3 separate regions of the Homo sapiens genome follow, and regions 2 and 3 are each linked to region 1. Evidence: read pairs that join two places in POLR2A ChIA-PET (ENCODE). Cell type or tissue: OCI-LY7. All regions are shown on one strand. Region 1 overlaps LOC105369890 (a long non-coding RNA gene). Region 2 overlaps LOC105369890 (a long non-coding RNA gene). Region 3 overlaps LOC107984543 (a long non-coding RNA gene).

What was found. ChIA-PET counts read pairs that join two places held together with the same protein. Peaks named below come from ENCODE experiments on the same cell type or tissue, not always from the same donor. Only the 100,000 strongest peaks of a DNase experiment are listed, where the experiment ranks them.
Region 2: POLR2A ChIA-PET joins it to region 1 with 5 read pairs; 2 of 35 experiments call an interaction of 5 or more read pairs at or near these places.
Region 3: POLR2A ChIA-PET joins it to region 1 with 6 read pairs; 1 of 35 experiments calls an interaction of 5 or more read pairs at or near these places.

Annotation. Positions count from the first base shown.
Region 1 is chr12:90,074,625-90,078,624 of GRCh38, reverse strand. The region is part of intron 10 of LOC105369890 (a long non-coding RNA gene); the gene reads right to left. Among named protein-coding and RNA genes, the nearest start is that of LINC02399, 130 kb to the right of the region's middle. In OCI-LY7, no CTCF peak of the experiment used is centred here; a DNase peak (open chromatin) is centred at 1,664; H3K27ac peaks cover 3,234 bases.
Region 2 is chr12:90,014,930-90,018,929 of GRCh38, reverse strand. All of the region lies in intron 7 of LOC105369890 (a long non-coding RNA gene), which reads right to left. Among named protein-coding and RNA genes, the nearest start is that of LINC02399, 69 kb to the right of the region's middle. In OCI-LY7, no CTCF peak of the experiment used is centred here; no DNase peak of the experiment used is centred here.
Region 3 is chr12:89,754,798-89,758,797 of GRCh38, reverse strand. The region is part of intron 2 of LOC107984543 (a long non-coding RNA gene); the gene reads right to left. Among named protein-coding and RNA genes, the nearest start is that of ATP2B1-AS1, 48 kb to the right of the region's middle. In OCI-LY7, no CTCF peak of the experiment used is centred here; a DNase peak (open chromatin) is centred at 1,927.

The DNA.
Region 1 (4,000 bases):
GATGCATATAGACCTCTGGGGTTAAATGTCAAATTCTACCAAGGTTCAGTTCACACTGCTCCACTTATTCAACCTGACTACATCATAGCAAAGAGCACGATGCCATGAGCCACATGTAAATACTCTATTTTCGAGCTGTCAGACATTTTTGGTGGTTCACCAGCCTGACCTTCAAAATCATGTTAGTGACATTTATTTCAAGCCTAAAAGTTTCATGCCAGAGAATTTAAACACTGTAAGCATAGAAGTGGTGAGCTCTTACATCAAAGTTCAAATATCTACTTAAAAACAAAAAATAAAAAAAAAAAAACTTGGTCTTACCACTTAATTTTAAAATCTATCATTTTATAACCAGGGAAAAGGGAAAGAAAAAAGCAGAGAAACTAACCTTTTATTTCATGACATCAAATTATATGAAATTTAAAACTGAAGCTAGGGCACTAATTTTTTTTACATATAAATAGATTTCAAAAATTAGTTAAGGTTTAGTTTTACAATGTTGATTGTTCCACATGAGGCAAGTCTTTTTTTTTCTTTTCCTGTATGTGTTTTCCATTTATTTTGTGTTCTCAGAAGCATCTAAAAAACTCGGTCATAAAAGTAAAGTATACAGTGTGGAGTTTTTTCTAAATACCTCAAGTGTTTTTGTAGCCAAAACTGTCTGCCGTCTTTCCTTTGGAGAACCACGAACCCTGAGTTACTCTCTAAATGAGGCAGACAACTATCTTTCTTCAGCGATGCCATTCTAGAAAATTGGGTTATATTTTGTCAAAGTAAACTATATAATACATTTGCAGAGGAAAAAAAGAAAAAAAGAAGACAATGTGGCTGGGCATGGTGGCTCATGCCTGTAATCCCAGCTTTGGGAGGCTGAGGCAGGTGGATCACCTTAGGTCGGGAGTTCGAGACCAGCCTGACCAACATGGAGAAACCCCATCTCTACTAAAAATACATAAATTAGCTAAGCGTGGCGGCACATGCCTGTAATCTCAGCTACTCAGGAGGCTGAGGCAGGAGAATCACTTGAACCCAGGAGATAGAGGTTGCAGTGAGCCGAGATTGTACCACTGCACTCCAGCCTGGGCACAAGAGTGAAACCCAGCTAAAAAAAAAAAAGACAATGCATCTATATCTCAAGTAATGGAAGGTAAGCCCTTCCAAAGATTTCTCCAAATATTTTGTCCCTCTTCAACTTTCAACTCTGATTACACTTCCAAACAGGTCAACAGTAAACATGTAGAGACTTTCTAATGGTTTATATATACCAGTCTACTTAAACAGCTGTATTTTGAGGAAAAAATCTTGTCTTTATCTCCTTTTGTATCTCCTACAGACAGCGCTCTGCCAGGAAGTATTTAAGAAGTACTTGTTGAAGTAATTTTTCTTCAAAACCACAAAGCTACACACACATACATGCATGATACAAAGTTGCCCTACGGAGATAGAAGGGGGCTGATTTTGTCACATAGCAAGGATGATCCATCTAAAAGAAAGAGGCTCAAGAGCTGAAAGTGAATCTAAGAGGTACTTCTCCAGGCACTAAGAAACTGTCACAGTACTATCCATAGAGTGGAAAACAATGAAGTACTCGTTGACAGTTGCACTTAACACCTGCTGGCCCACCCAGCTAAGTGGGCCAGCAGAGTAATGCAATTATCCAGGTGACTCATGGAAATAAGCCATTTTTAGCTGAAATATCTAAGCAGCTCAAGCTAAAGTAGGTTGTTACCTAGGTCATTCAGGCAAAAGCAGGTTGTTTTGTTTAAATTTTCTGGTGGTAGGGGAAAGCGTGGAGGCAAACTGAACAAGAAGTTCAGCAAGAAGCTCTCTCAAAACCTCAGAATTGCTGCTTGTGACATGCCAGGTAGACTCCATGTGATACTAAAAGGAGAAGGAATTAACATTTTAGTTGTCTTTTATTCTACTGCATGCACACACAGACATAGTTTTAATTTGAAACCAGGAGCTTTTGATCTTTAGAAGAAATGAACTTTTATCATCAGTGATCAGTGACAAGAACTCTCTTTTCTGATACAGGGTCTCACTCTCATGCCCAGGCTGGCATACAATGGTGTAATCATAGCTCACTGCAGCCTCAACCTCCTGGGCTCAAATGATCCTCCTGTCTCAGCCTCCCAAATAGCTAGGACTATAGGTGCAAGCCACCATACCCAGCTAATTTTCTAATTTTTGTAGAGGTGGAGACTTGGTATGTTACCCAGGTGGTATTGAACTCCTAGGCTCAAGCAATCTCCCTGCCTCAGCCTTCCAAAATGCTGGGATTACTCTCCTGATTATTAAAATTATGACTGTTCAAGCACTGAAAAGCACTTCAAAGACATCAGTTCATTTAACAACAGGTCCTGACACAAAAACCGTAGTAAAGTTTCTGATCCTTGTGGAAAGAAACATTTAAGGCCAGTGCTGTTCGTGTCGAATACATTTGATGCTCATGAGTCCTTACACATGCTACTAAAAGGGGGATTGATGGCAGCCACTGGGGGAGTTCTGCGCTGGCACAGAGCTTTCCCATCTTAGGGTCTGCCCAACCTGTTTCCCTACTTGTCCATGGTATTTCCTGCCAGGGTCAGAACCATTTTGCTTTTCTGGCTCTCTACAGCAGCATTGCTTGGACTTGTGTCTCAGTAGGATGCTCTATGTTTTATCTGCATGCTCTTCTCACTGTAAGCTCTAAAACCACAGGCTGCACCAAAGAAACCATTGTGCTTTTCCAGACCACAGCAAGCTCAGCTTCAGTGAAAAGGGACAGAGAGTGATACAACAGGGTAGGGCAGTATGAATAAGATGCTCCAAGGAATAAGGACATTCAAGCTCTAGAGACATCTCTTGGCCACAGATCAGTTCTACTGTTAACCCCTTGATAGTTAGTGGTCCACAGTATAGACTCTGGAGTCAGGCTAGACAGACATAGGATTCCACTTCTTTCATTTACTAGTGAAAAAACTTTTTAAAAATTTCTTTAACCTCTCTAAACCTCAATTTTTTCATCTGTAATATCAAAATAACTATAAAAACAGCATTGATTGTTTGTTGAGAAGATCAGATGAGATAATGTCTGTAAAGCACTAAGCATAGGGATGGTACATAATCCACTTTCCAAAATGGTGACTACTTGATCACTACCATCATCACTTCCTTCTCAGTGCTTTAGGACTTGTCCCGCTTATTACTCTTCATGAGTAGCATCCACTCCCTGGAACATCACAAAAGGAAACCCAAGTGAATAGTTTTCCACTTTCTTTTGCAACCCCAAATTAAATTCATGGCATGATTGACATTTTCTAAGATATTTAACTAGTAGTAATATTAAGAAAACCAAGAATAAAATTCCTTCAACCTATGAGCTGGTCTTCATCTTTTTGGTGTTTTTGATCCCTCTGACACAATCATAGCCATTCATGAATTTGTATGGCCAGATTTGGAAAGGCTAAAAGACTAAAGGAAAGAGTCATCTTCAGTGATAAAACAAAGGCAAGTTGTATTGGACATTTAATTAATGGATTGGCATCCTGGGGATTGGAGTTCAGATTATCAAGATGAGATAGAAGGAAGGAGAGAAGGAGGAAGAGGAGGAGGAGGAAGAGAAGGAGGAGGAAGAGGATGAAGGAGGAGTAGGAGGAAGAGAAGGAGGAGGAGGAAGAGAAGGAGGAGGAGGAAGAGAAGGAGGAGGAGGAAGAGAAGGAGGAGGAGGAAGAGAAGGAGGAGGAGGAAGAGAAGGAGGAAGAGGAAGAGAAGGAGGAGGAGAAGAAGGAGAAGGAAGAGAAGGAGGAGGAGAAGGAAGAGGAGGAGGAAGAGAAGGAGGAGGAGGAAGAGAAGGAGGAGGAGGAAGAGAAGGAGGAGGAGGAAGAGAAGGAGGAGGAGGAAGAGAAGGAGGAGGAGGAAGAGAAGGAGGAGGAGGAAGAGAAGGAGGAGGAGGAAGAGAAGGAGGAGAAGGAGGAGGAAGAGGAAGAGAAGGAGGAGGAGGAAGAGAAGGAGGAGG
Region 2 (4,000 bases), 60 kb after region 1:
CTGACTTCCTCTCTCCAAATTCCTACAACACATAAACTCTCGAAACTATACAACTTAGAAAAATTAGACAAGTGTGATATTAATTGTTCTTCCTTGCTCTGTCTTGTCCTGTCTCCACCTCCAACAGAGATTGTAACTCTCTTGAAGGGAAGCAGTGATTCTTCTGTGTGTCCTCCAAAGTGACTAGTAGTGTACTTAGCACAGAGTGGGTATTCAATTGAATTCAATGAATTACAAAGATGATGTATAACTTAAGATTCCTAAGGAGAGCTCTCATTTTGGTAAAATGCACTCCCTATTATCTCAGTTATTGATATTTTTCAATATTGAAAAAGCATATGCTCAAGGGATACCTATATATTTGCAGTAGATACTAGTAGAATACTCACGTGACTTTAATGACTACCTAAGGTCTATGCCACCTAAGATGCATCATGACACAAACATAAGGGGTGGGAGAGAGATATAATTATAATCTTCAGGTGTTTAGATGCATTTTCTTGTGTGCAGCTGCTATTATCTCTACTTATCATTGATGTGTCATTTTATATTCTGGCAGCAATGATTATTCCTAATTATATATGGGAAAATAAATTGTAATATGTATTTAATACAAACACTCTGTCATTTGGGTAGTTATGTCAAACGGTTAATCATGTTTAAAACTAACAGGAGGACAGATTAGGGGGCAAAAATATGTTATGAAAAGACAACCCTCTTTTTCCATAGTCTTGATTTAAAATTTAACCTAAAGGTTAGAAAAATGGTTTCAAGACGCATATTAGTATTTTTACCAAAGAACAGTTTCTCCTTGGAACATAAAGAATTCTTTTGAATCAGAATATCTCTGCAAACAACAGTCTCTTCCTTGTGAGACTCGTCTCTCATGTTCAACCCCTTACTTCTGCCCCATGGTAGGACAAGGCAAAAGAATCCATCATTTCAGCTACAACTCAGCCGTTTTCTAACTGACAAGATGTTAGGGAGCAGTTCAAAAAAGAAGCTTAGTTTAGTATTTTGTCCCAAATTTCTCTTATAAGTATGATTATTCTGGTTTCTCCCATGCATAACTCTGTCTTGCAAATAAAAACTATTCCATCAGACAAGTCCAATGTAATTAAATAGATTTTAAAAACAAACAAACCTGGATTCTGCAATCAACCTGATAGAATTATTTACCTTGGGCGATGGGACATGTGGCTATTTACAAAATAGGCTTAGATAATATTGTTTCTTAGCTAAATGCCATAACTGTTAATAAATTTAGAAAAAAAAATCAAAGGGAACACAAAAGCAACAATCATATCTATGAGCCCTCAAAATATTTCTAGACTTGTACAAATCTACTTGTGGTCACATGGCAGCTATTTATTTACAAAAGCATATTTCTTTTGTAAGAAAATATTACGGTTTCCTCCAATTATTGCAACATTTCTTTATGAAATAAGATTTCCAGCTGGTAAAATTCAGGGAAGAATTGCCATTCTTAAGAATTTCTCAGTGATTGCAGAGGTCATTCACACCTCTCCAATACTTACAACATCGTGAAAGTCAAGTATTTAACATTATGAGACTCTGTATTGGAAAACAATGGAAATCCATAGCCACCCCATCTAACTGGAAGCTACTATATATATGTTAACCTATACCTGCCACAGATTGGTGCCTCTCCACACCCATCTTGGAGAACACCAAAGAAATATTTAAGGGTGAGTAAATTTTCTAGGATTTCAGGCGAGTGAATGTGCAGACAGGCTAATCTGGGAAGAACAAGTGAAGGAAACCCTGGTGTAGGCTAGGAGAAAGCAGCCAGGATGGGGGGAGAATGACCACAAGTTGTGCTGGAAAGAGGGAAATGATAACAACTGTCTCCAGAGTCTGTTCACAAGGCAGCATTTCTCCAAGGTGTAGAAGACATTTTGCATCCCAAGAACAACTGAGAAGAAAATAGAGGATGATGTTCTAGCGATATGAATTCAAGATCCTGAGGCTTTAGGGTCCTGTTAGTCCCCATGACAACTCACCTATTATTAATAAGCCACAAGTGGAGGAACAGGTACTACATTCTTCATCTTCTATAAGTTAACACAGCTATTCATCTTCAGTGAGAAGGCGGTCATAAGAAAACCTGGTTTTATGAGCAAGAAGAGTCTAGAAATAAACACTCCCAATTTGCCGTTAGCCATTATGAATAAGGCAGCAAAATTAATTTATTTTAATGCTATACCCAAGAGGCACATGTTTTTCTTTCTATGTGATTACAAAAATGCCGAATGTCCCCCGAGGACAGAAGTCCTTTTTTAGACTTTAAGAACAGACAACCCAATTTTCTCTGAGTTTGTTTTTTCCCCTTTGAGAATGCACTTAATTTGTTAATGCAGGAGTGCATTTGTCACCAATAAAATTCATCTTCACTGTACAAACAGATGCCTGAAATTAGTCCTTATAGAGGGAAAGCTAGGGGGAGTGTACTTGGTTGCATGTTATGAAAACATAATTCAATTATTTAATTTGTAATAAGATTTTCTATATCCAACAATTGCATGAACAACACTAAAAAGATCCTGAAAGATCATGATTTTATTCATTTCTACCAAGCATTGGCTTTTATAATTATAGATCAAAAAAGCAAATTCTGTTTTTTAATAGGGGCTTCACTGCTGTTAAGTGAGGCCAAAAGCTGTCAGAGTATATTGCTTTCAACATTGTTATTTATCAAAAAGAGTAAAATTGTGACTATTTGCAAGACACTACGTTAAATGTTTTAAAAGAAAGAAAAAAAATGGATGGAACATGACTGCTGCCCTCAAGTTATGCACAACCTAATAGGGACACCCACGTTGACATAAATAACTGCCTACAAGATAGTGTAGGGAAGTGTCATGAGTGAGTTTGGTCAGAATGTTTTTGGCTGCAAATAACAGAAACTCAAATTAAACTAGCTTAATGATAAAGAAATTTAGTAAAATGCAAAAGAGGAATTACAGAGTTGGGGCAGCTGCAGGGACTCAATCATGTCCTCAGGGACCCATTCCTCCCATCTCTCCAAGCTGCCCATCAGAGCATTGTTTCCTCCTATGGCTGGTTACCTGGTCCTGAAATGGCTGCCAGCAGCAATCAGAGCAACATGCTTCCCTGTTCACATTCAGCAGGAGAGAAAGGCTGAGTTCTTTTTCCCAAGTCCCCTTTCTTGTATGGCACAGGCCCACACTGAGCTCATGCCTGACAAGGTGGGTGAGATTAACCTTGATTGATTTAGACGGATCCAAGGGGTGGGATGGAGGTTGGAGAGCCAGACACAACGTCCACCAAAATGTGGGAAAGAAAACCCTGAAGCAGATCCTGTAATTGCCCAAACTGGGTAGCTTCTTTGGGAGTTGGTGAGTGATCCTGAGGTTCAGAACTGCCAGCAATGGTAGACAATAGGCAACACCTAGTATGGGAAAAATGTTTTTAGAGCCTCTGAGAGATGATTCATTGTGCCTTCATGACATTTCTAAATTTGGATAAGAGGAATACCTCAGTATTCTCCCTTCCTCCTAAAGTCAGATAATCATTCTAAAGTGGTTGCCAAGCATTTTTCCAGCTGATATTTCTAGCTCCTTCCAAAACAGTCTGTCACTAAACTCACCCACTCTACATAGGAGGAGGAGAAGGAGGAGAAGTTGCAGTGATATTACTTTATATAGAGACAAGAATTCTTCAGTTTTGTCAGCTTTTGAAGGGTAATAAAGTGCTTTCAATCTTCTTATGCCTCTTGTTTGTGGGCACCCTGCCCCATTCTGAGTCCACACCTGGTTCTTCACACTTAATTGCAAGACTACTTTTCTCTTTTAAAAATGTTTAATGTTTACAATATGCCTTGTCCTGTTATAAGCTCATTACAGCTGTTATAAGCTCATTGCATGGAAATGTTCATTTAATTTTTATAACAATTCCCAAAATAAGAATTATTACTATCCCTACTTTACAGGTTAGAAAAACTGCACCACAGAGAGAT
Region 3 (4,000 bases), 320 kb after region 1:
CCAGCCCGGGTAACAGTACGAGGCTTCATCTTGAAAATATATATATATATATATATACACACACACACACATATTCATATATACACACACATACATACGTATTTCTATATACATATATACATATATACGTATTTATATATACATATATATACATATATATATACACATATACGTATTTATATATACATATATATACATATATATATACACACACACACACACACACATAGTGTTTTATCCAGTCCACCACTGATGGGCACCTAGGTTGATTCTATGACTTTGCTATTATAAATAGTGCTATGATAAACATACAACTCCATGTGTATTTTTGGTAGAACAATTTATTTTCTTTTGGATATATACCCAGTAATAGGATTGCTGGGTCAAGTGGTAGTTCTTTTTTAAGTTCTTTGAGAAATCTCCAAACTCCTTTCTACAGTGGCTGAACTAATTTACATTCCCACCAACAGTGTATAAGTGTTCTCTTTTCTCTGCAGCCTCACTGGCATCTATTGTTTTTTGACTTTTTAATAATAGCCATTCTGACTAGTGTGAGATGATATCTCATTGTGGTTTTGGTTTACATTTCTTCTGATTAATGATGTGGAGCACTTTTTCATGTTTGTTGACCAATTGTGTGTCTTCTTTTGGGAAGCGTCCATTCTGTCTTTTGACCCCTTTTTAATGTGGTTATTTGTTTTTGGCTTACTGAGTTATTTAAATTTCTTATAGATACTAGATATTAGACCTTTGTTGGATGCAGAGTTTGCAAATATTTTCTCTCATTCTGTGAGTTGTCTGTTTACTCTGTTTATAGTTTTTATTTTGTTTTTGTTTTGCTGTACAGAAACTCTTTAGTTTAATTAGGTCTCATTTGTCCATTTTTGTTTATGCTGCAATTGCTTAATCATAAATTTTTTCCCAAGGTCAGTGGCCAGAATAGTGTTTCCTATGTTTTCTTCTAGGATTCTAATAGTTTGAGGTCTTACATTTAAAGCTTTAATCAACCTTGAATTAATTTTTGTATATGGTGAAAGGTAGGTATCCAGTTTTATTCCTTTGCATATTGCTAGCTAGCTATCCCAGCACCATTTATTGAATAGGAAGTCCTTTCCTCATTGCTTATTTTGGACAGTTTTGTCCAAGATCAGATGGTTGTAGGTGTGTGACTTTATTTATGGGTTCTCTAGAATGCTCTTATTCTTAAGGGATGCAGGTTAAACATACTTGGATGTGACAGAATTCCTGCAATTTACTTTTTAAAAAGTCACTAAAAAACTCCCGTGTGTGTTTGTGTGTATGTGTATGTGTGTGTTTGTAAGGACATAAATCAAATGTGGCACAATAATCAGTTAGTGAAATAGGTTAAAAGTATGCTGTGTTCATTGTACTGTACTATTCTAACATTTTTGTAAGTTTTTAAATGATCAGTGAAAGTTGGGTGGCAGGGAATATTGAGAAATTGTTGGCATTGAAGTCAGAGAACCTGGAAGTTGAATTCATGTTTTTATCTTGGGCAAGCCACTCCCGACTTCCGAGTATGAAAGGGATAACCTCACTGACCTATTCCTTAAGACTGCTGTGAGGATAACAATCTAGGCCCAGGGGTATTTGTAAACTAAAAATCACTGCAGGGTTCTCAATCTGGAGTCCAAGGACAGAAGACAGATTCCATGAACTTGGATGGGAATCTCACTACCCTCTAACTGCAATTTAACATTTCCTTCAATTACACACATTAGCATAAGTTAACATGTCATCTATTTGTTCATAGTAACAGCTCAATATTGTTAGCTGTTATGATTACAGTTAATTTTCTTAAGTTGCACAAGTGACAGTCATGAAAAACATGAGTCAGCAACAGAGCTCTTACAATCTTACATCCTCTTTTTTCTTCCACATCTAAAGGACACGCCTACTCTGAGCCAATACTATGTGAAAGATACTATACCGTTGACTCATATTTTCCATGGCCCTCACTTGTGCAACTTAAAAAACCAAATTGTAATAACAGAGTTTACTCAATGTGTTCAAAACTGAACTCCTGATCTTCCCCCTAAAAAAACTGCTCACTCAAAGCCTCTCCCATGATGTCATTCCAACAGTCCAGGTGCTCAAGTCAAAAACTTTAGAGTCATCCTTGACTTTTCTTTTTTCCACCCTACCTCTAATCCTTTAGGAAATTCTGTTGGCGCTACCTTTAAAATATGTAAAAATCTGACCATTTCCCACCACGAATACTGCTACTGCTCTAGTCCAAGCCACCACCATCTTTCACCCAAAGACTAATACAACAGCCTCCTAAGCAGGTACCCTGCTTCTTCACTTGAGTCTATTCTCTCTGTAAATAATTATCCTTTTAAAATATGTCACATCATCCGTTCTCCTTTTTAAAACTTTGCAATGGTTCCCATTTCTCTCAGAGTAGAAACCAAAGTCCTTCCAACGATCTCAAGAACCCATATGATCTGACTTCCCTTTACCACTGTAACCTCAACTCCTACCTATCTCTCTCTGCCCCCACCCTGTCCCAGCCACACTGGCCTCCTTGACATCCCTAGAACGTGCCAGGCATGCTCCTACCTAAGGATTTTTGCACTGGATGTTCTCACTGCTTTGGAACCCAGATATTTATGTAGCTAATTCCATCATCTCCATGTCTTTGATCAAAGAGTAAGAGGCCTACTCTGACAATTCTTTTTAAAACAGCAACTAACCTAGAGATGCCTAATCCCCCTACCTTTCCTCTAGCACTTATGACCTTCTAATGTATAAATAATATAATATGTAGTGTCTATTGCCCCGTGCTAGATTATGAGCTCCATAGAGGGCAAAGGTCTTTTTTTGTTTCCTCATGTTTTTTTAAATTATTTATTCATTTATCTATTTTGTTATTGTTTTGTTTTCAATTTTTATTGTGCTTAAATATACATAATATAAGATATACTATCTTAACTATTTTTAATGTACAGTTCAATGGTATTAAGAACAGTTATGGCTGGGTGCGGTGGCTCATGCCTGTAATCCTAGCACTTTGGGAGGCCGAGGTAGGAGGATCACTTGAGGTCAGGAGATTGAAACCAGCCTGCTAACATGGTGAAACCCCATCTCTACTAAAAATACAAAAAAAAAAAAAAAAAGAGCCAGGTGTGGTGGCAGGTGCCTGTAATCACAGCTACTCAGGAGGCTAGGGTACAAGAATCGCTTGAACCCAGGAGGCAGAGGTTGCAGTGAGCCGAGATCGAGATCACGCCACTGCACTCCAGCCTGGGCAACAGAGTGAGACTCCATCTCAAAAACAAAACAAACAAAAAAAAGCCAACAGTTATATTGTTGTGCAACCACCATCACCATCCATCTCCAGAACTCTTTATCTTATAAAACTGAAACTCTAGAGTCATTAACAAATAACTCCCCATTGCCATTCACTCATATTTTATTATTATAGCACCTAGAAGTGTTTATTACATAGGTGCTTAACAAATTTTTGATGACTAAATGAATGAATGCCTCTTGTAAAACTTCAAATATCATCTCCTTAGGGAAAAATCCCAAATTTATAATATAAGTACATAGATTTTATCCCAGATTCTCTGTTTTATATAAATTATTCCCATCTCTATACTGTTTGAAGCATTAGCTATGCCTCTTGCACATGTGTAATCTCCGGTATCATTAACATGTAATCTTAGACGTAGCAAATGTTTACTATTAGACACTGAGGACCACTAGAGAGGGAGGGGGATAAATTTTGAAAAACTAACTATTGGGAACTATGTACAGTACCTAGATGATGGGATCAATCATACCTCAAACCTCAGCATCATGCAATATACCCATGTAATAAACCTGCGCATAAACACCCTGAATTTAAAATAAAAGTTGAAATTATTTTTAAAAAGTCCAACAAGAGAACAAATGACCGAAGCCCAGAGCCATGAATGTTGGGTCTCCCCTTACCTCCTAAACCAATCCCTCATGTTTTAGCTCCTCCTCTGTG